Linked DNA regions of Homo sapiens: region 2 is linked to region 1. Evidence: read pairs that join two places in POLR2A ChIA-PET (ENCODE). Cell type or tissue: Caco-2. All regions are shown on one strand. Links, peaks and the distances in the headings refer to the core of each region. The heading gives the core; the rest is flanking DNA. Region 1 overlaps ARID5A (AT-rich interaction domain 5A). Region 2 overlaps LMAN2L (lectin, mannose binding 2 like).

What was found. ChIA-PET counts read pairs that join two places held together with the same protein. Peaks named below come from ENCODE experiments on the same cell type or tissue, not always from the same donor. Only the 100,000 strongest peaks of a DNase experiment are listed, where the experiment ranks them.
Region 2: POLR2A ChIA-PET joins it to region 1 with 10 read pairs; 2 of 35 experiments call an interaction of 5 or more read pairs at or near these places.

The regions. Positions count from the first base shown.
Region 1 is chr2:96,543,010-96,554,394 of GRCh38, forward strand. It overlaps ARID5A (AT-rich interaction domain 5A), which reads left to right. Exons shown (of 7, transcript NM_212481.3): 2 at 4,393-4,508; 3 at 6,312-6,450; 4 at 6,744-6,796; 5 at 7,179-7,276; 6 at 7,565-7,724; 7 at 8,090-9,625. The coding sequence ends at 9,304. Among named protein-coding and RNA genes, the nearest start is that of ARID5A, 12 kb to the left of the region's middle. RefSeq lists enhancers at 8,947-9,006, 10,800-11,325. In Caco-2, for the core only: a CTCF peak has its summit at 7,108 (motif pointing right); a DNase peak (open chromatin) is centred at 6,482.
Region 2 is chr2:96,718,949-96,730,333 of GRCh38, forward strand. The region is part of intron 4 of LMAN2L (lectin, mannose binding 2 like); the gene reads right to left. Among named protein-coding and RNA genes, the nearest start is that of LMAN2L, 15 kb to the right of the region's middle. In Caco-2, for the core only: no CTCF peak of the experiment used is centred there; no DNase peak of the experiment used is centred there.

The DNA of each region.
Region 1 (11,385 bases), core at 2,219-10,218:
CATCAGTCTGCTGGGTCACTTGTTAGTACCCAGGATTTCTGGAGACTGGTGGGTCAGAGGCTAGCCCAAGAGGGTGGCCCTGGTCTCTTTCTCTTTGACAAGCCTTAGGACTGGTTTCTCTCCAGGCTTACTTGGACTCTTCATGAAGGCCTTGCAAATGTTGATAACCACAGCAGCCACTGGACCAGAATCAGACTTTGTTTTGAATCCTGGTCCCCCAGGGAGGCAAGCAACTTACCCATAACCATTCTGGCTTCAGATTCCCCCTCTTTAAAATGGAATTCCTCCGGGACTGAGGGAGAGAATGTACAGGCACACCTTGCTCTATCATGCTTTGCTTTATTGTACTTCACAAATACAGCATTTTTTACTCATTGAAGGTTTGTGGCAACCCAGCATCGAGCAAGTCTATCGATGCCATTTTTTAACAGCACGTGCTCACTTTGTGTCTCGGTGTCACATTTTGGTGATTCTTACAACATTTCAAACTTTTTCATTATTATATCTGTTATGGTGATCTGTGATCAGTGATCTTTGATGTTCCTATTGTCATTGTTTTGGGGTACCATGAACCCCACCCACAAAGACAGTGAACTAAATCGATAAATGTTGTGTGTGCTCCTCCTCCACCTGCTCCATCGACCAGCATTCCCCATCTCTCTTCCTCTCTTTCTCTTCTTTGGCCTCCCTGTTGCCTAAGGCACAACAATATTGAAACTGGGCCAATTAACAGTCCTACAATGGTCTTTAAGTGTTCAAGTGAAAGGAGGAGTTACAGGTCTTTACTTTTAAATAAAAAAACTAGAAATAATTAAACTTAGTGAGGAAGGCAGGTCGAAAGCCCAGATAGGCCGAAAGCTAGGCCTCTTGCACCAGTTTGTCAAGTTGTGAATGCCAAGGAAAAGTTATTGAAGGAAATCAGAAGTGCTATTCCAGTGAACACGCATGGTAAAGCAAAACAGCCTTATTGCTGATAATGGAGAAAGTTTGAGAAGTCTGGATAGAAGATCCAACAAGCCATAACATTCCCTTAAGACAAAGCCTAATCCAGACCAAGGCTCTAAATCTCCAATGCTGTGAAGGCTGAGAGAGGTGAGGAAGCTGCAGAAGAAAAGTTGGAAGCTAGCAGAGGTTGCTTCATGAGGTTTAAGGAAAGACGCCATCACCATCACATAAAAGTGCAAGGCGAATCAACCAGGGCTGGTGTAGAAGCTGCAGCAATTTATCCAGAAGATCCAGCTAAGATCACTGATGAAGGTGGCCACACTACCACAGATTTTCCATGTAGATGAAACAGCTTTGTATCAGAAGAAGATGTCATCTAGGACTTTCATAGCTAAGGAGAAGTCAATGCATGGCTTCAAAAGACAGGCTGACTCTCTTGTTAGGGGCTAATGCAGCTGGTACTGGTGACTTTAAGTTGAAGCCTGTGCTCATTTATCATTCCAAAAAACCTAGAACCTTTAAGAATTATGCTAAATCTACTCACTCTGTGTTCTAAAAATGAAATAACAAAGCCTGGATGACAGCACATCTGTTTATAACATGGTTTACTGAGTATTTTAAGCCAACTGTTGAGACCTACTGCTCAGAAAAAAGGATTCCTTTCAAAATATTATTGTTCATTGACAAGGCAACCGGTCATGCAAGAGCGCTGATGAAAATGTACCAGGAGCTGCATGTTGTTTTCATGCCTACTAGCACAACATTTATTCTAGAGCCAAGGATCAAGGAGTAATTTTAAGTTTCAAGTCTTATTATTTAAGAAATACATTTTGTAAGACTGTAGCTGCCATAGATAGTGATTCCTCTGATGGGCAAAATACATTGAAAACCTCCGGAGAGCATTTCAGGTACATTTGTGGTTCGTGGGAGGAGGTCAAAATATCCAAGCATTTGGGAGAATTTGATTCCAACCTTCCTGGATGACTTTGAGGGCTTCAAGACTTCAGTGGAGAAGACACTGCAGATGCAGTGGAACCAGCAAGAGAACTAGAGTTAGAAAGCAGAGCTTGAGGATGAGACTGAATTGCTGCAATCTCATGATCAAACTTGAGTGGATGAGGAGTTGCTTTTTATGGGTGGGCAAAGAAAGTGACTTTTTTTCTTCTTTTTTTTTCTTTCCTTTTCTTTTCTTTTTCTTTTTCTTTTTTTTTTTTTTTTTTGAGACAGAGTCTTGTTCCATCGCCCAGACTGGAGTACAGTGGAGTAATCTCAGCTCACTGCAGCCTCCGCCTCCTAGGTTCAAAGGATTCTCCTGCCTCAGCCTCCTGAGTTGCTGGGACTACTGGGACCTGCCACCACACCCAGCTGACTTTTGTGTTTTTAGTAGAGACAGGGTTTCGCCACGTTGGCCAGGCTGGTCTCAAACTTCTGACCTCAGGTGATCCACCCACCTTGGCCCCCAAAGTGCTGGGATTACAGGCGTGAGCCACCGCGCCCATCCTAAAGTGGCTTCTTGAGGTGGAATCTACTGGCGAAGATGCTGTGAACATTGTCAAAATGACAACAAAGGATTTAGAATGTTACAGAAACTTAGTTGATAAAGCAGCAGCAGGGTTTGAGAGGAGGGACATCAGTTTTGAAAGTTTTGCTGTGGATAAAATGCTGTCAAAAATAGCATCACATGCATGCCATGGAGAAGTCTTTCATGAAAGGAAGAGTTGCCAGGTGCAGTGGCTCATGCCTGTAATCCCAGCACTTTGGGAGGCCGAGGTGGGTGGATCATGAGGTCAGGAGTTTGAGACCAGTCTGGCCAATATGGTGAAACCCCGTCTCTACTAAAAATACAAAAATTAGCCGGGCTTAGTGGCACGCACCTGTAGTCCCAGCTACTCGGGAGGCTGAGGCAGGAGAATCACTTGAACCTGGGAGGCGAAGATTGCAGTGAGCCAAGATCACGCCACTGCACTCCAGCCTGGGCAACAGAGCAAGATTCTGACTCAAAAAAAAAAAAAGAGTTAATGGATGTGGCAAACTTCATTGTTGTCTTATTTTAAGAAATTGCCACAGTCACCCCAGCCCAAGAAACCACCACCCTGAAATCAGTCAGCAGCCATCAACATGGAGGGAAGACATAAGAACACCTACCAAAGCAGGACCACTCAGTGGCCAAGGATTCTACCCTGTGCCTCTGAGTACCACTGGCCCCTGGCTTACGCTGGTTTGGGTTTCTTGTTCCTGAGGAGATTCTTTTTCTGTCTGGGATGGAAGGGAAATCTCATAGGTTCCTAACAATAAGGATGTCCTGGGAGGGAGTGAACCAATTCATACTTGATTAACAAAAGAACAAAGGACAGAAAGAAAAGGTTGTCAGAAGATGTGGGTTCCTGGTCTGGTATCTGCTGCCAGCCTGCTGTGTGGCCTCAGGCAGTTTCCAGTGGTTGTGGTTTTTGCAGTGGCAGAGGTGTTGCGTTTTTGCAACCATCAGCACATGGTGGTTCTTAGTAAAATACAGCCCATGGCTTCTCCTGCCCACCACGCAGGGTTGTTGTGAGCCTTGCTCATTCCAGCTTGGCACCTGCTGTGTGGGGTATGGGAAGCCTCACCGAACTATCAGGGAGCCCCAGGAGCCACAGGCAGTTCAGCCAGGATGGCTGTGAGTAGCCTAGGGCGAGGGAGGAGCTGCCCGTGGCCAGGGGCCAGAGGAGGCCACCCAGAGGAAGGCACTTGTCAGCAGAGACCTGAGGGGTCACCAGGACCCTTGTAGGTGAGGAGAGCATGTGGCCTTATTAGGGCAGTTAGAACTCTGCAGATGCTCAGGGAAAGGTCAGATATTCCTGAATATTCCCAGAGGAACTACTACCCAGGGACCCCTGTGTTGCTTTGGGGCCACAGCCATGGGATCCTTTAGCTCTCCAGTGAGACTAAGCTGCTTCTCAACTCTGTGTCTGAGCATGGGGCAGATTTTGGAGACAGGATTTCCCCAAGCACCACAGCCCAACCCCGGCCTCCTGTGACTTGACCTCAAGGTGGTTTTGCGTTTCCTTCAAAGATGTGGGGAGATAGTTGGAGCAGAGGAAAGAAAAGGGACAGGTGTGGAGCGGATGCAGCGGGTTGTCGGGGAGCGGGGAGGAGGGCCTGTGTGTGTGTGTGCATGTAGCCTATGTGCAGCCAGGGACACACCCCTTCCCCCTGGCCAATTCTTTTTTTTTTTTTAATAATAGAGACGGGGTCTCACTACGTTGCCCAGACAGGTCTTGAACTCCTGACCTCAGGTCATCGCCTGCCTGGGCCTCCCAAAGTGCTGGGATCACAGGAGTGAGCCCCTGCACTGGCGCCCTCTGGCAACTCCAATTGGGAGTAGGGAGAGTGCTCCTGTTCCTCCCTGCTTGCATCTCATATGCTCTCTCCCCACCCCTTCCTCCTTACTCCTTCCCTCTCTCCTTGCAGCAGCCCCTGTCAAAGGGAACAGGAAGCAGTCCACGGAGGGTGACGCCCTAGACCCACCTGCATCCCCCAAACCTGCTGGCAAGCAGAACGGAATCCAGAACCCCATCTCGCTGGAGGTGAGTTGACTCCCTCTGCTGACTCCCTGGGCACTCTTCCCTGCCACCCTCACCTGTGCTCCGCCTCCAGGTGAACCTGGACACTCCCCAAGCTCTCAGGAGGGAGATATGTTCCTACCCTGGCCCTGCCCAGCAGCCAGGGGACTTACTTGTCATCTGTGGCAGAGAGTTTCAATCTTGGTTTTTGTAGCAGAACCCTTTTTTGAAATGAAGATGACCTACCACCCTGATCCATTAAACAGACAAAAGCTCCAGCCCATGATGTAAAACCACATTCACATCCATTCATTCAGATGCATAACATGGGCGTATAAAGTCACTCGGTGAGACCAGCAAGACTGTTTCGATGAGCACAGAATCTGAAGGGGGAGCTGCAGGCAGCTTTTTCGGAGCACAGTCGGCCCCGGCTTTCATTCATTTTGGCCATTTGCTTTGGTGGCACAGTCTGGAAAAATATCCTGATTCATGCAGAAAAGTGGTTGCAAATGGTAGTTGTCTTTAGCAGCTTGCCAGGAATTCAGAATAGAGGCCTGGAGGAGCAGATTGACTTGAGCAGTTATGAGAGAGCCTTCCTTCTGAGGTCTGCACAGACCAGCCCCAGGGCCCCAGCATGTTATGATTTCATGGGTGATATGTGAGTTCCTATGTTGTTTCTTCTTAGAGGTCTTTAATACCTTAAAAACACTGAGCTATTACAGAAGCTATTTACAACTAACAAAAAAAGTAAAAACACTGAAATAAACTTGAATCAATTATTATTTTTTTTTTTAGACAGAGTCTCACTGTTACCCAGGCTGGAGTGCAGTGGCACAATCTTGGCTCACTGCAACCTCCAGCTCCTGGGTTCAAATGATTCTTCTGCCTCAGCCTCCCGAGTAGCTGGGATTACAGGCATGCACTACCAGGCCTGGCTAATTTTTGTATTTTTAGTAGAGATGGGATTTCCCCATGTTGGCCAGGCTGGTCTCAAACTCCTGACCTCAAGTGATCTCTCTGCCCACCTCGGCCTCCCAAAGTGCTGGGATTACAGGAGTGAGCCACCGTGCCCAGCTGGATCAAATATTTTTGGAACACATGGCTGTCTGCGCTGTCCTAGTCCAGATGGTTTATGTCCTGGAAGCTGTCTGTTCTCTGAGCAGGGTATGGGCCCTAGGCTCTCTGCCCCGAGCCACTCGCTGGATAAACGGCATCAGCAGAGATTGCCCCTCTGGGACCCGCAACCAAAAGTCCTGTGCCCCTGACAGCAGTGCGCAATTGAAGCCCAGAGCTTCACCTCCCTGTGCTCAGCACGGCAGGCTGGGGCCACACAGAGGCTCGGGGAACATGGGCCTCACAGAGTAACCCCAGGGCACCAGAAAGCACCAAGCACCTTTGTTCCTTCAGCTTTTCCCTCTGCGGTTATGGGGGAGTCCCAGGGACACTGAGCCTGCCCTCCTGGAGTTCCTAGTCTGGCGGAGGAGCTGACACAAATAGGACAAATCAAGAACAAGACAGAGAAGTGACCCTGGCCTGGAGAAGGCTGGGGACTGCTCTCGTGGCAGCCTCTGGAGCCAGCTGCTCTGGGGTACCCAGCCTCCGGGGAGGTCCTGGACTCTAGCTCCTGTCCTGGGGCGCTGAGAGCTGACACCTGTGTCTGCCGAACCCAGGAACAGTCACTCCCTCCCAGAACAGTGGCTAGGTGTTCTCTGGGAAACTGGGGTTGGGGTAGGTACCTTATTCCTCCTGCAGCCAGTGGTTTCTGCACATCCCCAGCAGCCAGCCACCAACTGGGGCCCATCCCAATGCCTCCTGTTCTCTCCCCAGGACTCCCCCGAGGCAGGCGGGGAGCGGGAGGAGGAGCAGGAGCGGGAGGAGGAGCAGGCCTTCCTGGTCAGCCTCTACAAGTTCATGAAGGAGCGACACACGCCCATCGAGAGGGTGCCCCATCTCGGCTTCAAGCAGAGTGCGTCCCTGGGGTGCAGGCAGGGAGGGGGGCCCAGCAGGGGACCCCGCCCAGGCAGGGCATCGGGCAGGCACTCCCACTCTGGGTGACCCAGGTTGCAGATAGAAAGGAGGCCTCCCTCCAGGCTGCCACTGGGCCAGGGGTGCACAGGGCACAGCCTGCCCGTCTATTGCAGTGGCCCTGGCTGGGTGTGTGCTGGTCTGTGCCTGGCCTGTCAGGGCACCAGGAAGGGGTGGCATGCTGTCCCCACCTCCCACAGAGACTGACGGCCAGCCTGCTCTTCTCTCCCCCAGTTAACCTGTGGAAGATCTACAAAGCAGTGGAGAAGCTGGGGGCCTATGAGCTGGTAAGGAAGGCACCTCCCAGTCCTTGCCAAACTGCATATCCCTGGGGTGAGCCTGCAGCGCTGTCCTTGCCTCTGGACAGAGGAAGAGCCAGGATCCCCAGTCCTACCCCTGCGTCCCTGCCTCCCTGCCTTCCCCGCTGGTACTCTGCTGCTCAAAGCAGCTTTTCAGCCTTCCCCATCTGTTCTGCCCGCCCCGTGTTGGGAAAACTGCTTGGGCCAGCAGTCCATGGCCCTAGGAGAGAGAATCGGCTGGCCGCTGCTGGAGCCGCAGAGCAGCTGCCAAACTGCAGTCCTTCGAGTCCCTGCGAGGGCGGCCGGAGCTGCAAGGACCCCGCCGCCAGGGGGCGCCCGCCGGCCGCGCCCTCACGAGGTGCCCTTGCAGGTGACCGGGCGCCGCCTCTGGAAGAACGTGTACGACGAGCTGGGGGGCAGCCCAGGCAGCACCAGCGCGGCCACGTGCACGCGCCGCCACTACGAGAGGTACGGCGGGGCGGGCCCGGGTGCTGGACGCCGCCTACCCTGCGGGGCTTTGGCCGACCTTGCCGGGAGGGCCGGGTGGACTCTGCCCGGAGCGGGCAGGGTATGCGCCGTCCTCAGAGCTGCGGGAGCCCAGGCTGGCTGGGCGCACTCACTGAGGGAGCTGAAGCTTTGGGACCAGGAGAGGGCCTTCCTCGGCGCCGGCGGGGAAGGGGGCTCAGAGGAGGCTACAGAGGCCCAGGGAGGGGATGGGCGCCGGCCTCCTGGGGGACATGCGTGGTTCCTCACCAGGCTGGTCCTGCCATACGTGCGGCACCTGAAGGGGGAGGATGACAAGCCGCTGCCCACCTCCAAGCCCAGGAAACAGTACAAGATGGCTAAGGAGAACAGGGGGGATGATGGGGCCACCGAGAGGCCGAAGAAGGCCAAGGAGGAGCGGCGCATGGACCAGGTAGGCCTGCGGCTGGCTGGGGCCACCCTGTCCCTTGCCTCTTGTAGCCCCCTACCCCACAACTCCCTGTGGCCGCGGAGCTGTCTGCTCAGAATACACAGAACCTGCACCCAGGGCGGGACTTGCAAGGTTCCAGGTTCTCCACAGATGGTTGTGCAAGTGGACTCTGAACTCCAGCCTGCGCCCACCCACCAGGCACCTGAGGCTGTGTCCACTCAGAGGACAGGGCACCTTTGGAAAATTCTGTACAGAGGACTGCAGGGGCTGGCGGGGGACCTGGGCAGGCCTGAAAGTGCCACCTCTTGCTCCTCAGGTCAGGATGTGGGGCTGAGGCAGTCCTGAGGCAAGACTTTCTCTCATTCCAGATGATGCCAGGAAAGACCAAAGCAGATGCTGCTGACCCAGCACCACTTCCCAGCCAGGAGCCCCCCAGGAACAGCACAGAACAGCAGGGCCTGGCCTCTGGGTCTTCTGTGTCCTTTGTGGGTGCCAGCGGCTGTCCTGAGGCCTACAAGCGGCTCCTATCCAGCTTCTACTGCAAGGGGACACACGGCATCATGTCACCACTGGCCAAAAAGAAGCTCCTGGCCCAGGTGAGCAAGGTGGAGGCCTTGCAGTGCCAGGAGGAGGGCTGCCGCCATGGGGCAGAGCCCCAGGCGTCCCCAGCTGTTCACCTCCCAGAGAGTCCCCAGAGCCCCAAAGGGCTGACTGAGAACTCCAGGCACCGGCTGACCCCTCAGGAGGGATTGCAGGCCCCAGGTGGCAGCCTCAGAGAGGAGGCGCAGGCAGGCCCCTGCCCGGCAGCCCCCATCTTCAAGGGCTGCTTCTACACCCACCCCACCGAGGTGCTGAAGCCTGTCAGCCAGCACCCCAGGGACTTCTTCTCTAGACTTAAAGATGGGGTGCTATTGGGGCCTCCTGGCAAAGAGGGGCTGTCAGTGAAAGAGCCCCAGCTGGTGTGGGGCGGAGACGCTAACCGCCCTTCTGCGTTCCATAAAGGTGGCTCCAGAAAGGGCATCCTCTACCCCAAGCCCAAAGCCTGCTGGGTGTCCCCCATGGCCAAGGTCCCAGCCGAGAGCCCCACGCTCCCGCCCACCTTCCCCAGTAGCCCAGGCCTGGGCAGCAAGCGCAGCCTGGAGGAAGAGGGTGCTGCCCACAGTGGGAAGAGACTGCGGGCCGTGTCTCCCTTTCTTAAGGAGGCGGATGCCAAGAAGTGTGGGGCCAAACCTGCAGGGTCCGGCCTGGTCTCCTGCCTTCTGGGCCCAGCCCTGGGGCCTGTGCCCCCAGAGGCCTACAGGGGCACCATGCTGCACTGCCCGCTGAACTTCACTGGCACCCCGGGCCCCTTGAAGGGCCAGGCTGCACTCCCCTTCAGCCCCCTGGTCATCCCGGCCTTCCCGGCCCACTTCCTGGCCACCGCAGGCCCCTCGCCCATGGCCGCTGGCCTGATGCACTTCCCCCCAACGTCCTTCGACAGTGCCCTCCGCCACAGACTTTGCCCGGCCTCATCTGCCTGGCACGCACCACCAGTCACAACCTATGCAGCGCCCCACTTCTTCCACCTCAACACCAAGCTGTAGGCCAGCCCATGGTGTTGTGTACACTGTGGAGTCGACAGGGGCCTACAACAGGCAGGTACTGCTGCCAGGGGGCTCTGAACTAGTGCCTGCTACCCAGGACACCCGGGCCATGCCCCTGGCTGGGCAGCCTGGCACAAGTGAAGAAGAAGGCAGTGGGAAAACTGGGTTTATCTCAAGGCAGCAGCCTGAGCCCAGGAGCAGAGGACCCAGTTGTTATAAGGCGCTGGGAGAGGATGGGCAGCTCCCACTGCCCCAGAGCGGAGCTCGAAGCACCCAGGTTGCCCACGGAAAATCCAATAAAAAGACACCAGTGTGAATCCACGTAGCCCTGAGGTGTGTGTGGTATGGGCCTTTGCAACGGCAGGCAAGGCGGGGGTGAGCTTGTGGGTGGGGCTGCCATTAGGGGGCCAAGGAGGTGGACCTGAACGCCACTACCCCACTGAAGAGCGGGCCCAAAGCAAACCCCAGCCTCTGCCGTTTAGGCAGCCTCTAACATCTGTCCTTGCCTTCAGTCCAGTTTCCTAGTTGAGCTTCAGGGAATGCTTGCTGCCTTCCTCATTGTGGAGATGGGGATTGGAGGTCCTGGGAGGGTCGGTGACTTGCCCAGGTTCCCCTGGCAGGAGGGGCAGGGGAGGGCTGCACAGGCTGTGTGACTCCCGTGCTCTGAGCGGGACCCCAGGCTGTTACCAGTGCCCCTGGGGGGTTGGGGGTGTGACCAGGAAGCCTGAGTTGGTCTGCGTTGGTGGTGGATGTAGATTTCTGGGGCCTGCAGCTGAGCCCTCTCTGCAGCCCCACCCCACTTGCCTGAACCGCATGGACAGACCAGAATGACCACTGGATTGAAATCACCGGAGGTGCCTGGAGGGAAAGGGGAGCAAATCCACTGGTCTGGGCCTGGGTGTCTGCATCGGTAACAAGCCCCTGCAGTTTCAGATGTGGTTGCCCCAGGGCTCATATTAGAATCCCTGCGGCTTGACGCCCTGCTTCCTGCAGGCCGGATGGGAGCAGGGCCTTGGCTCAGGAGGAGGGAGGGTGGGTTCTTTTCAGAGGCACTGTCCCCTCCCTCCACAAGCAGCCTGCACCCAAACAGCTTCACATGTAGTCCTGGAAAAGTGGGGCTACTGCTGGCCAAGCAGAGGGCAGATGTCGGGGCTACAGGTGTGAGCAGGTCAGTGGGTGACACGCACCACTGGAACTTACCCTGGCCGCTGGGGCTGGGATGCTCATGAACTCCGGCCATGGGAAGGGCCCCCATAGGTTGCAGGTAGAGAGGCCAAGGCCGGGGATGGGCAGGGTCTTGCTTGCCCAAGGCTACCATCCACGATGACAGAACCCAGACCAGGGAACGTGCAGCATGCCTGGCACCAGGGAGTGGGTGGCCAGGCCAAAAGGGCACCCTATCCAGCCCCTGCCCCTGGCCACCTCCTTCAGGAGCAGCCTGTGGAGGAGAGCTCAGGCACCTTCCAAGCGAGGCCTGTGACGGGTGGAGGGGCAAAGAGTGGTGCTCCCTGCTGTTGAGAGCACTCAGGCTCTGCAGGGGCATCTCCCAACCTTCCACCTCTTTCCTTCTGAGAGATGCCAAGATGTCAGCCTGAGCACCTGGAGTGACCAGCCCTGAGCTCCGCACTGCCACATGCGCCCGTGTGCAGTCCATCTCTCCGAGCTGTGGAGGCTCAGTGGATGATAAAGAACGGGGAGGGGCTGGGTGCAGTGGCTAACACCTGTAATCCCAGCATTTTGGGAGGCCAAGGGGGGTGGATCACCTGAGGTCAGGAGTTTGTGACCAGCCTGGCCAAGATGGTGAAACTCCATCTGTACAAAAACTACAAAAATTAGCCAGGCATGGTGGCGGGCACCTGTAATCCCAGGTACTTGGGAGTCTGAGGCAGGAGAATCACTTGAACTCGGGAGGCAGAGGTTGCAGCGAGCCGAGACTGCGCCACTGCACTCCAGCCTGGGCAACGAGCAAAACTCGGTCTCAAAAAAAAAAGAAGGGAGGAGCTGAGTTCTGCCCACCCTCCAGGCCCTGGGTGCTGGGCCACAGATCACTGGGGTCGGATCCCCTGCCTGGATAAAAGGGG
Region 2 (11,385 bases), core at 1,696-9,695, 180 kb after region 1:
CTCAATCTCATTTATCTTAGTCCTCAAATCAAGTAATTTGAGGACTTCAATAAAGAGTACTCCAAAATCAGGAGACTAAATTTGAGGTGTGCCCCAAGCACTGACCTTTATAACCTACCCACCCAGATTACAAGTACCAAGTTTCAGAATAGAGCCCATTATGTATGTCTTTATTTCACTGCTGACCATCATTCTGATAGTATGTCAATACTTCTTGTTAATGAGAAGAGCCATCAATTCTATAGAACAGGAGATCTTCAGATCTCCTAAAATCATGTCAACTCTTCTGTGTACATGCCTCTTTCTTGGGTCCAACACTTTAATCAGAGTCTCGAAAGGGTCAAAGCCCAAAGAAAAGAACTAACCCAGGAATAAGCATCCTCTGGAGCACTGGCCCTTGCTTTCTTCCTTTCTCCCTCTTTCACTGTCTCAGAAAAGAAACATGTTAAAATTCTCTCTGCCAACAGTAAAGAGACCACTTTGGGATCAGTGTCTTCATCAAGACAAAGACTTAAGGGGACTGAGTGTGGTGGCTCATGCCTGTAATCCTAGCACTTCGGGAGGCCAAGGGAGGAGGTCACTTGAGTCCAAGAGTTCAAGACCAGCCTTGAAAACATAGCAAGACCGTATCTCTACAAAAAAAAAAAAATTTTTTTTCTTTTTTTGACACAGAGTCTCACTCTGTTGCCCATGCTGGAGTGCAGTGGCGTAATCTCGGCTCACTGCAACCTCCGCCTCCCAGGTTCAAACAATTCTTCTGCCTCAGCCTCCCAAGAAGCTGGGATTATAGGCATGCGCCATATCCCAGCTAATTGTTGTATTCTTATTAGAGACAGGGTTTCACCATGTTGGCCAGGCTGGTCTCGAACTCCTGACCTCAAGTGCTGGGATTATAGGCATTGGCCACTGCACCTGGCCAAAAAAAGTAAAAATTAACCTGGCATGATGGCCACCTGTAGTCCCAGTTATTCAGAAGGCTGAGGCAGGAAGACTGCTTAAGCCTAGGAGTTCGAGGCTGCAGTGAGCTATCACTGTGCCACTGCACTCCATCCTGGGCGATAGAATGCAAGACTCAGTCTCAAAAGAAAAAAAAAAGACTTGAGGAAATGTTTTTTTAACTGGATGGCATGGTATTGTTAAATTTTCTTCCAGTTCAAAGGAGGAAAAAACAATCATCACATCAAAAAAAAGTATGAGGAGTATCTCAAAGTATGGGGAATACCTCAAAAACAACTCCCAAGCTCTTCTCCCCACTCTCTAGCTATTTCTGCCTCCCCAGGGGTGAGGCCCAAACATCTCACAGAAAAGAATGAAGGCCAAGACCGCAACGGTTACACTCTGTGCTCTCATTCCAGGAAGGCCTCTTCTCATTCATTACGCTCTGATTTCAACGGAAGCACATTGTAGCTCCAAGATTGCTACTGACTTCCCTGCAACTTTTCACCAACATCTGGGTAGGTTTGTGTGAGAAAGTGATGATCATCAGCTGATGACTTGATAGTGCAAGATAATCAGGTTATCTTTACCTTTTTTTTTTTTTTGATTTTTTGTAGAGATGAGGACTTGCTATGTTGCCTAGGCTGGTTTCAAACTCCTGGACTCAAGCTATCTTCCTGCCTTGGCTTCCCAAAGTGCTGGGATTATAGGCACGAGCTACTGTGCCTGCCCACTGGTGATCTTTTAATCAACATTAAAAAATAACTACAATACAGCCAGGCGCGGTGACTCACGCCTGTAATCCCAGTGCTTTGGGAGGCTGAGGCGGGCAAATCACAAGGTCAGGAGTTCGAGACCAGCCTGGGCAACATGGTGAAACCTCGTCTCTACTAAAAATACAAAAATTAGCCAGGCGTGGTGGCAGGCACCTGTAATCCCAGCTACTCGGAATGCTGAGGCAGGAGAATCACTTGAACCTGGGAGATGGACGTTGCAGTGAGCCAAGATCACGCCACTGCACTCCAACCTGGGCGACAGGGTGAGACTCAGTCTCAAAAAAAATAAATAAAATAAATAACTACAACACTGAGATATAATTCACAGTCCACACAATTCACTTAAAGTATATAATTCAATGGCATTTAGTATATTCAGAGTTAAGATTATGATTACCACAACCAATTTTAAAACATTTTCATCACCCCAAAAAAAAATCTCATGCCCACTAGTAGTCACTCTCCTCATCTCCACCCCACATTACCCCAGCCCTAGACAACCACTAATCTACTTTCTGTCTCTACAGATTTGCCTATTCTGGACATTTCATATGCATGGGATCATACAATGTGTGGGTCTTTTGTGACTGGCTTCTTCCACTTAGCATAGTGTTTTCATGGGTCATCCATGTTGGAGCACATATCGATACTTAATTTCTTTCAGTCTTTTTTTTTTTTTTTTTTTTTTTTGAGACAGGGTCTTGCTATGTCACCCAGGCTGGAGTGCAGTGGTGTGATCAAGGCTCATTGCAACCTCGAGGTCCTGGGCTCAAGTGATCCACTCACCTTGGTCTCCTAAAGTGCTAGAATTACAAGTGTAAGCCACTGTGCCTGGCAATTACTCCTACTTTGTTTTTTTTTTGAGACAGTCTTGCTCCATCGCCCAGGCTACAGTGCAGTGGCAATCATAGCTCACTACAGCCTTGACCTCCTGGACTCAAGCAATCCTCCTGCCTCAGCCTGCAAAGTAGCTGGGACCAGCTAATTTTTTTTGTTTTTTGTAAAGATGGGGTCTCCCTATGTTGCCCAAGCTGATCTAAAACTCCTAGACTCAAGCAATCCTTCCACCTTGGCCTCCCAAAGTGTTGGGATTATAGGCACGAGCCACCACACCCAGTGATACTTATTTTCATTGCTGATATTTCCATTATAACAATATATCACATTTTGTTTATCCTCTAATCCAGTAGTCCTCAACCTTTTTGGCACCAGGGACTGGTTTCCTGGAAGACAATTTTTCCATGAACCGGGGAGTTGGAGGGGGGGTGGTTTCGGGATGATTCAAGCACATTACATTTATTGTGTACTTTCTTTCTTTTTTTTTTGAGACGGAGTCTCACTCTGTTGCCCAGGCTGGAATCCAGTGGCGCGATCTTGGCTCACTGCAAGCTCCGCCTGCCAGGTTCACGCCATTCTCCTGCCTCAGCCTCCCGAGTAGCTGGGACCATAGGTGGCCGCCACCACGCCCGGCTAATTTTTTTGTATTTTTAGTAGAGACGGGGTTTCATCGTGTTAGCCAGAATGGCCTCAATCTCCTGACCTCGTGATCCGCCCACCTTGGCCTCCCAAAGTGTTGGGATTACAGGCGTGAGCCACCGCACCCGGCCTGTGTACTTTATTTCTATTATTATCACGTTATAATATATAATGAAATAATTATACAGCTCACCATGATGTAGAAATCAGCGGGAACCCTAAGCTTGTTTTCCTGCAACTAGATAGTCCCATCTGGGGGTGATGGGAGACAGTGACAGATCATCAGGCATTAAATTCTCCTAAGGAGAAAACTAGATCCCTCGCATGCTCAGTTCATAAGAGGGCTCCTGCTCCTATGAGAATCTAATGCCACCACTGATCTGAGAGGAGGCGGAGCTCAGGCAGTAATGAGAGCAATGGGGAGCAGCTGTAAATACAGATAATGCTTCACTTGCTCGCCCACCATTCACCTGCTGTGCAGCCTGGTTCCTAACAGGTTGGGGACCCCTGCTCTAATCAGTTGATGGACATTTAAGTTGTATCCATTTCTTGGCTATTATGAATAATGCTGCTATGAACATTCATATAAAAGTTTTTGTGTAGGCCGGGTGCAGTGGCTCATGCCTATAATCCCAGCACTTTGGGAGGCCAAGGCGGGCGGATAACTTGAGGTCAGGAGTTTGAGACTAGCCTGGCCAACATGGCAAAACCCGTATCTACTAAAAATGTAAAAATTAGCCAGGCGTGGTGGCAGGCGCCTGTAATCCCAGCTGCTTGGAAGTCTGAAGCAGGGGAATCACTTGAGCCCAGGAGGCAGAGGTTGCAGTGAGCTGAGATCACGCCACTGCACTTCATACTGGGCAACAGAGCAAGACTCCATCTCAAAAAAAAAAAAGTTTTGTGTAGATGTTTTCATTTCTCTTAGGTACACACCTATGAGTGGAATTGCTAGATCATGTAAAGTCTATGTTTAGTCATTTGAAGAAATGTCAAACTTTTCCAAAGCAACTACACCATTTTACATTCCCACCAGCAGTCTATGAGGGTTCCAATTACTCCATATCCTTGCCAACACTTCTAATCTTTTTTATTTTAGCCATTCTAGCGGGTGTAAAGTAGTGTCTTATGGTTTTAATTTGCATGTCCCTGATGGCTGATGATGCTCAGCCTCTTTTCAAGCTTCTTGGCCACTTGTATATCTCTTCTAGAGAAATACCTATTAAGATCTTTTGCCCATTTTCTAATTTGGTTGTCTTACTATTGAGTTGTAATAGTTCTTTACGTTTCAAACAAATCTCTAATAAGATATGATTTGCATATATCTTTTCCCATTCTGTAGGTTCTTTACATTTCCTTGATGATGTCCTATGAAACACGTAAGGTTTCAATTTTGATGAAGTTCAATTTATCCTTTTCTTTCGTTGCTTTTTCTTTTGGTGTCACATCTAACAACTGCCTGATCCAAAGTCAAGAAGAATCAATCCGATATTTTTTTTTTCTAAAAGTTTTATAGTTTTAATTTTTACATTTAGATCTTTCATCCATTTCGAGTTAAATTTTCTGTGTGGTGTGAAATAGGGAATAACTTCATTATTTTACACGTGGATAACTAGTTGTTGAAAAGATGATTCTTTCCCCATTGAATTATCTTGTGGAAAATTAATTGATTAGACCGGGCACGGTGGCTCACGCCTGTAATCCCAGCACACTGGGAGGCCGACGCGGGTGGATCACGAGATCAGGAGATCGAGACCATCCTGGCTAATATGGTGAAACCCCATCTCTACTAAAAACATATATATTAAAAAAAAAAATAGCCAGGCGTGGTGGCAGGCACCTGTAGTCCCAGCTACTCGGGAGGCTGAGGCAGGAGAATGGCGTGAACCCAGGAGGCAGAGCTTGCAGTGAGCCGAGATCGTGCCACTGCACTCCAGCCTGGGAGACAGAGCGAGACTCTGTCTCAAAAAAAAAAAAGAAAGAAAAAGAAAATTAATTGATTAAATGTGACGTTTTATTTCCAGACTCTCAGTTCTATTCCATTGATCTGTATGTCTACCCAGATGCCAGTAGCACACTGTCTTTATTATTGTAGCTTTGTAGTAAGTTTTGAAATCAGGAAGTGTGAGCATTCCAACTTCACTGTTTGTCAAGATTATTTTGGTTATTCTGAGTCCCTTGAATTTCCATATGGATGTTAAGATCAGCTTGTGAATTTTTGCCAAGAAGCCAGCTAAGTTTTTGAGAGGTAGGGACTGCATAGAGCAATGTGGGGAGTACTGCTATCTTAACAATACCAAGTCTTCCAATCCATGCCATAGAACATCTTTCCATTTACATGGATCTTCTTTAATTTCCTCCAATAATTTTTTTTACTTTATTTCATTTTTGAGACAGGGTCTTGCTCTGTTACTGAGGCTAGAGTGCAGCGATGCGATCGTGGCTCACTGTGGACTCACCCTCCTGAGCAAACCTCCACCTCAGCCTCCCGGGTAGCATGCATCACCCACCACACCAGGCTAATTTTTTTTGAGACAGAGTCTTGCTCTGTTGCCCAGGCTGGAGTGAAGTGGCGCAATCTCAGCTCACTGTAGCCTCCGCCTCCCAGGTTCAAGCAATTCTCCTGCCTCTGCCTCCCGAGTAGCTGGGACTACAGGCGCACACTGCGAAGCTCAGCTAATTTTTTTATTTTTATTTTTATTTATTTATTTTTTTTTTGATGGAGTCTTGCTCTGTCGCCCAGGCTGGAGTGCAGTGGCGCGATCTTGGCTCACTGCAAGCTCCGCTTCCCGGGTTCATGCCATTCTCCTGCCTCAGCCTCCCAAGTAGCTAGGACTACAGGCGCCGCCACCATGCCTGGCTAATTTTTTTGTATTTTTAGTAGAGACGGGGTTTCACCGTGTTACCCAGGATGGTCTCGATCTCCTGACCTCGTGATCCGCCTGCCTCAGCCTCCCAAAGTGCTGGGATTACAGGCGTGAGCCACAGCGCCCGGCCTATATTTTTAATAGAGACGGGGTTTCACCATCTTGGCCAGGATGGTCTTGATCTCCTGACCTCGTGATCTACCCGTCTCAGCCTCCCAAAATCCCTCCCCTGTTGGGATTACAGGTGTGAGCCACCACGCCTGGCCTAATTTTATTTTTTGTAGAGACAAGATCTTGCTGTGGTGCCCAGGCTCATTTCAAACACCTGGCCTAAGGTGATTCTCCCACTTCAGCCTCCCACAAGTGCTGGGATTATAGGTGTGAGCCACCACACCTGGCCCCAACAATATTTTGTAGTTGTCAAAGTTTTTCTATTAAATTTTCTTTTTTTTTTTTTTTTGAGACGGAGTCTCGTTCTGTCACCCAGGCTGGAGTGCAGTGGCGTAATCTTGGCTCACTGCAACCTCCACCTCCCAGGTTCACGCCATTCTCCTGCCTCAGCCTCCCAAGTAGCTGGGACTACAGGCGCCCGCCACCATGCCCGGCTGATTTTTTTGTATTTTTTTAGTAGAGACGGGGTTTTACCATGTTACCCAGGATGGTCTCGATCTCCTGACCTTGTCATCTGCCCGCCTCAGCCTCCCAAAGTGCTGGGATTACAGGCGTAAGCCACCGCACCCGGCCAAATTTACTTCTAAGTATTTTATTCTTTTTGATAACACTGCAAATGGAGTTGTTTTCTCATTTCATTTTCAGATTGTTCACTGAAAATATATAGAAATAAACCTGATTTGCCAGGCGCGGTACCTCACGCCTGTAATCCCAGCACTTTGGGAGGCCGAGGCAGGTGATCATGAGGTCAGGAGTTCAAGAACAGCCTGACCAACATGGTGAAACCCCATCTCTACTAAAAATACAGAAATTAGCCAGGCGTGGTAGCACGTGCCTGTAATCCCAGCTACTCTGGAGGCTGAGGCAGAAGAATCACTTGAACCCAGGAGGCGGAGGTGGCAATGAGCAGAGATCATGCCACTGCATGCCAACCTGTGTGACAGAGCAAGACTCCGTCTCAAAAAAGAAAAAAAAAAAGAAATAAACCTTTTTAATAATATTTTATAATATTTTTGCATATTTTATAATATTTTTGCATACTGATCTCGTATCCTTCAACCTTGCTAAATTCATTTAGTAGTTCTAATAGGTTTTTTTTTGTGGATTCCTTAGGATTTTCCATATTCTGTCATCTGCAAATAGAAATAGTTTTACTTCCTTTCCAATCTGAATGTCTTTTATTTCACTTTCATGTCTCTTGCCCTAGCTAGGTCCTCCAGTACAACGTTAAACAGAAGTGATAAGAGTGAATATCCTCATTTTATTCCTGATCTTAGAAGGAAAGAATTCAACTGTTTACCACTAAATATGTTAGCCGTGGGTTTTTCTAGCCAAGCACAGTAGCTCACGCCTGTAATCCCAGCACTTTGGGCGGCCGAGATGGGCAGATCACCTGAGGTCAGGAGTTTGAGACCAGCCTGGCAAACATGGCAAACTCCCGTCACTACTAAAAATACAAAAACTTAGCTGGGAGTGGTGGTGGGCGCCTGTAATCCCAGCTGCTCAGGAGGCTGGGGCAGGAGAATTGCTTGAACCCAGGAGGTGGAGATTGCAGTGGGCAGAGATCATGCCACTGCACTCCAGCCTGGGTGACAGAGCAAGATTCTGTCTCAAAAAAAATAAAAAGGTTGGGTGCAGTGGCTCACTCACACCTGTAATCCCAGCACTTTGGGAGGTCGAGGCGGGCAGATCACTTCAGGTCAGGAGTTCAAGACTAGCCTGATCAACATGGTGAAACCCCGTCTCCACTAAAAACACAAAAATTAACCAGGTGTGGTGGTGCACGTCTGTAATCTCACCTACTTGGGAGGCTGAGGCAGGAGAATTGCTTGAACCCGGGAGGCAGAGGTTGCAGTGAGCCAAGATCACGCCACTGCATTCCAGCTCAGGTGACAGAGCGAGACTCTATCTCAAAAAAACATAAAAATAAAAAATGTGTGTGTGACACACACACAAACACATATATATATATATTAGCTGTGGGTTTTTTCATAGATGCCCTTTATCAGGTTGAGGAAATCCTCTTCTATTCCTAATTTGTTGAGTGTTTTTATTATCAAGAGGTATGAAATTTTGTCACTTTTTCTCTATCTATTGAGATGATTATATGTTGTTTGTCCTTTAGTTTACTAATGTGGTATATTATACTAATTTTCAGATGTTAAACCACAGTTGAGGGGCCGGGTGCGGTGGCTCATGACTGTAATCCTAGCACCTTGGGGGGCCAAAGCAGGCAAAGCACTTGAGCATAGCAGTTTGAGACCAGCCTAGGCAACATGGCGGAACCCTGTCTCTACAAAAAATACAAAAATTAGCCAGGTGTGGTGGCGCATGCCTGTGGTCCCAGCTACTGGGAAGGAGGCTGAGGTAGGAGGATTGAGCCTATATACTGAAGTCTCTCACCCTCTTCTCAGATGCATTACTGGTTGCTATGATTTTCCCAATATTTTCTCATGAACAAATGTGGTAAGAGGTTGAGCAACAGGGTCATGTGGACTCTCGTGACAAGGAAACAAGAAACCAGAAAAATGTTTTTACCACTGTCTTGAGGAATTTCATGAATTGTTCCACACGCCCTCCTACCTGCTCCTTGTCTTCCTTGTCTAGGACATCTTCTGCACACATACCACGGTCATTTGTAAGTTCTCAAAAGGTACAGTATTTGTCACCCTCTTTTAATGAGCTCAAAATAATAAAGCAATAATAATCAGACTGGAGTCTCTGGAGTCAGACCCACTACGTGTGTGACACTAACAAGTTCTGTAACCTTTCTACATGCACTTCAGTTTCTTACCCACAAAATAGAGATAATACTATCATCTACCCCAAAAGGTTGTTATGATAAGTAAATAATGTATGTGAAAGTGCTTAGAACAATGCCTGGCGCCTTTATGTATATTGAAGTAAACCATGCCACTGACAAACACATTTGATTTTACCCTCTTAGATAGTTGTAGGGTGTTGGGATGTAGAAAGGAAGATACTTTCCATACTCTCTGGACTGAATATAAGATCTAAGAACTGAAATTGCACTGGCCAGGCGCGGTGGCTCACGCCTGTAATCCCAGCACTTTGGGAGACCGAGGCGGGCGGATCACGAGGTCAGGAGATCGAGAGGAGATCGAGACCATCCTGGCCAACACGGTGAAAACCCGTCTCTACTAAAAATACAAAAAATTAGCCGGGCGTGGTTGCAGGTGCCTGTAGTCCCAGCTACCCAGCTATTCCGGAGGCTGAGGCAGGAGAATGGCCTGAACCCAGGAGGCGGACCTTGCAGTGAGCTGAGATCGCACCACTGCACTCCAGCCTGGGCAACAGAGCAAGACTCCGTCTCAAAAAAAAAAAAAAAAAGAAATTGCACAGGACAGCATATGAACATAATATTAACAGGCTGGGTGCGGTGGTTCACGCTTGTAATCCTAGCAGTTTGGGAGGCCGAGGCGGGTAGATTACTTGAAGTCTGGAGTTTGAGACCAGCCTGGCCAACGCAGTGAAACGCCGCCTCTACTAGAAATACAAAAATTAGTCAGATGTGGTGGTGTGTGCCTGTAATCAGCCAGACTGGGTGGAGTGTGCCTGAAATCCCAGCTACCCCAAAGGCTAAGGCAGGAGAATCACTGAACCCAGGAGGCGGAGGTTGCAGTGAGCCGAGATCATGCCACTGCACTCCAGCCTGGGTAACAGAGCAAGACTCCATCTCGAAAAATAAAATAAAATAAGGCCAGGCGCAGTGGCTCACCCCTGTAATCTCAGCATTTTGGGAGGCTAAGGTGGGCAGATCACGAGGTCAGGAGATCAAGACCATCCTGGCTAACACGGTGAAACCCCATGTCTACTAAAAATATAAAAAATTAGCTGGGCGTGGTGGCAGGTACTTGTAGTCCCAGCTACTCAGGAGGCTGAAGCAGGAGAATGGCGTGAACCCGGGAGGCGGAGCTTGCAGTGAGCTGAGATCGCACCACTGCACTCCAGCCTGGGCGACAGAGCAAGACTCTGTCTCAAAAAAATAAATAAATAAAATAAAATAAAACAAAATAATAATAATAAATGTCTCTATTCTCAAGAAAGAAGTCAACCTGACAGAAAAAAAAAAGGATGGGAGCTGGTAGAACATCATAGATAAAAGCACAGCTTCTGGAATCTGGTGGACCTGTGCTTCACTTTATATCGACTATTACCTTGAAACAGACACTTAACTTCTCTAAGCCTGTTTACTCACTGGTAAAATGGGAAAAATACAGACTATAAGGAGGTTTGACGAGGATTAAGACAATATTTGCAAAGTACCTGGCACACAGCAGCCATCTAATAAACAGCAAGTGATTTTATTTTTTTTTTAATGGCTTTTTTTTTTGAGACAGAGTCTTGCTCTTGTCGCCCAGGCTGGAGTGCAAGGGCATGATCTTGGCTCACTGCAACCTCCGTCTCCCAGGTTCAAGTGATTCTCCTGCCTCAGCCTCCCAAGTAGCTGGGACTACAGGCGCCCGCCACCACACCTGGCTAATTTTGTATTTTTAGTAGAGACAGGGTTTCACTATGTTGGCCAGGCTGGTCTCGAACTCCTGACCTTGTGATCTGCCCGCCTCAGCCTCCCAAAGTGCTGGGATTACGGGTGTGAGCCACCGCGCCCGGCCTTAAATTTAGTTTTATAAGGATAAAAGGAACCCATGTTAGTCCAAGGGTTCTCAACCTCGGCTATACATGTGAATCTCCTGGAAAGCTTTAAAAGAGGAAGGCTGCCTAGACTGCACTTCAGACGAACTGAATCAGAAGCTCTGGGGTTGGGACTGGATGTCAATATTTTTAAAAGTTCTCCAGGGAATTACAATGTGCACTTGGAAGTAAGAACCACAATAGCTAGCCAGAAAAGATGTCTCAATTTTTACCATCTAAAATAAATTTTTTTTAATTAACATCTACAAAATCCTTACAAAATAAACCCAAGTCAGAATTTCTACTTTCTCAAACCAGAATTACTACTATCTCATGGTGAAATGGAAGCTAACAGAGTTTGAACAATTTGTTTCTGGAAGAAACAGAGAGACAAGTTTAAAACTCTTGTCAGGCCCTAAAGCTGATAACTCTTATTCAGATCCATTTCTAACTACCACTATTTCCTCAGCATGACTACAAATCCAGTCATGATCCTCTCTTCAATAAAA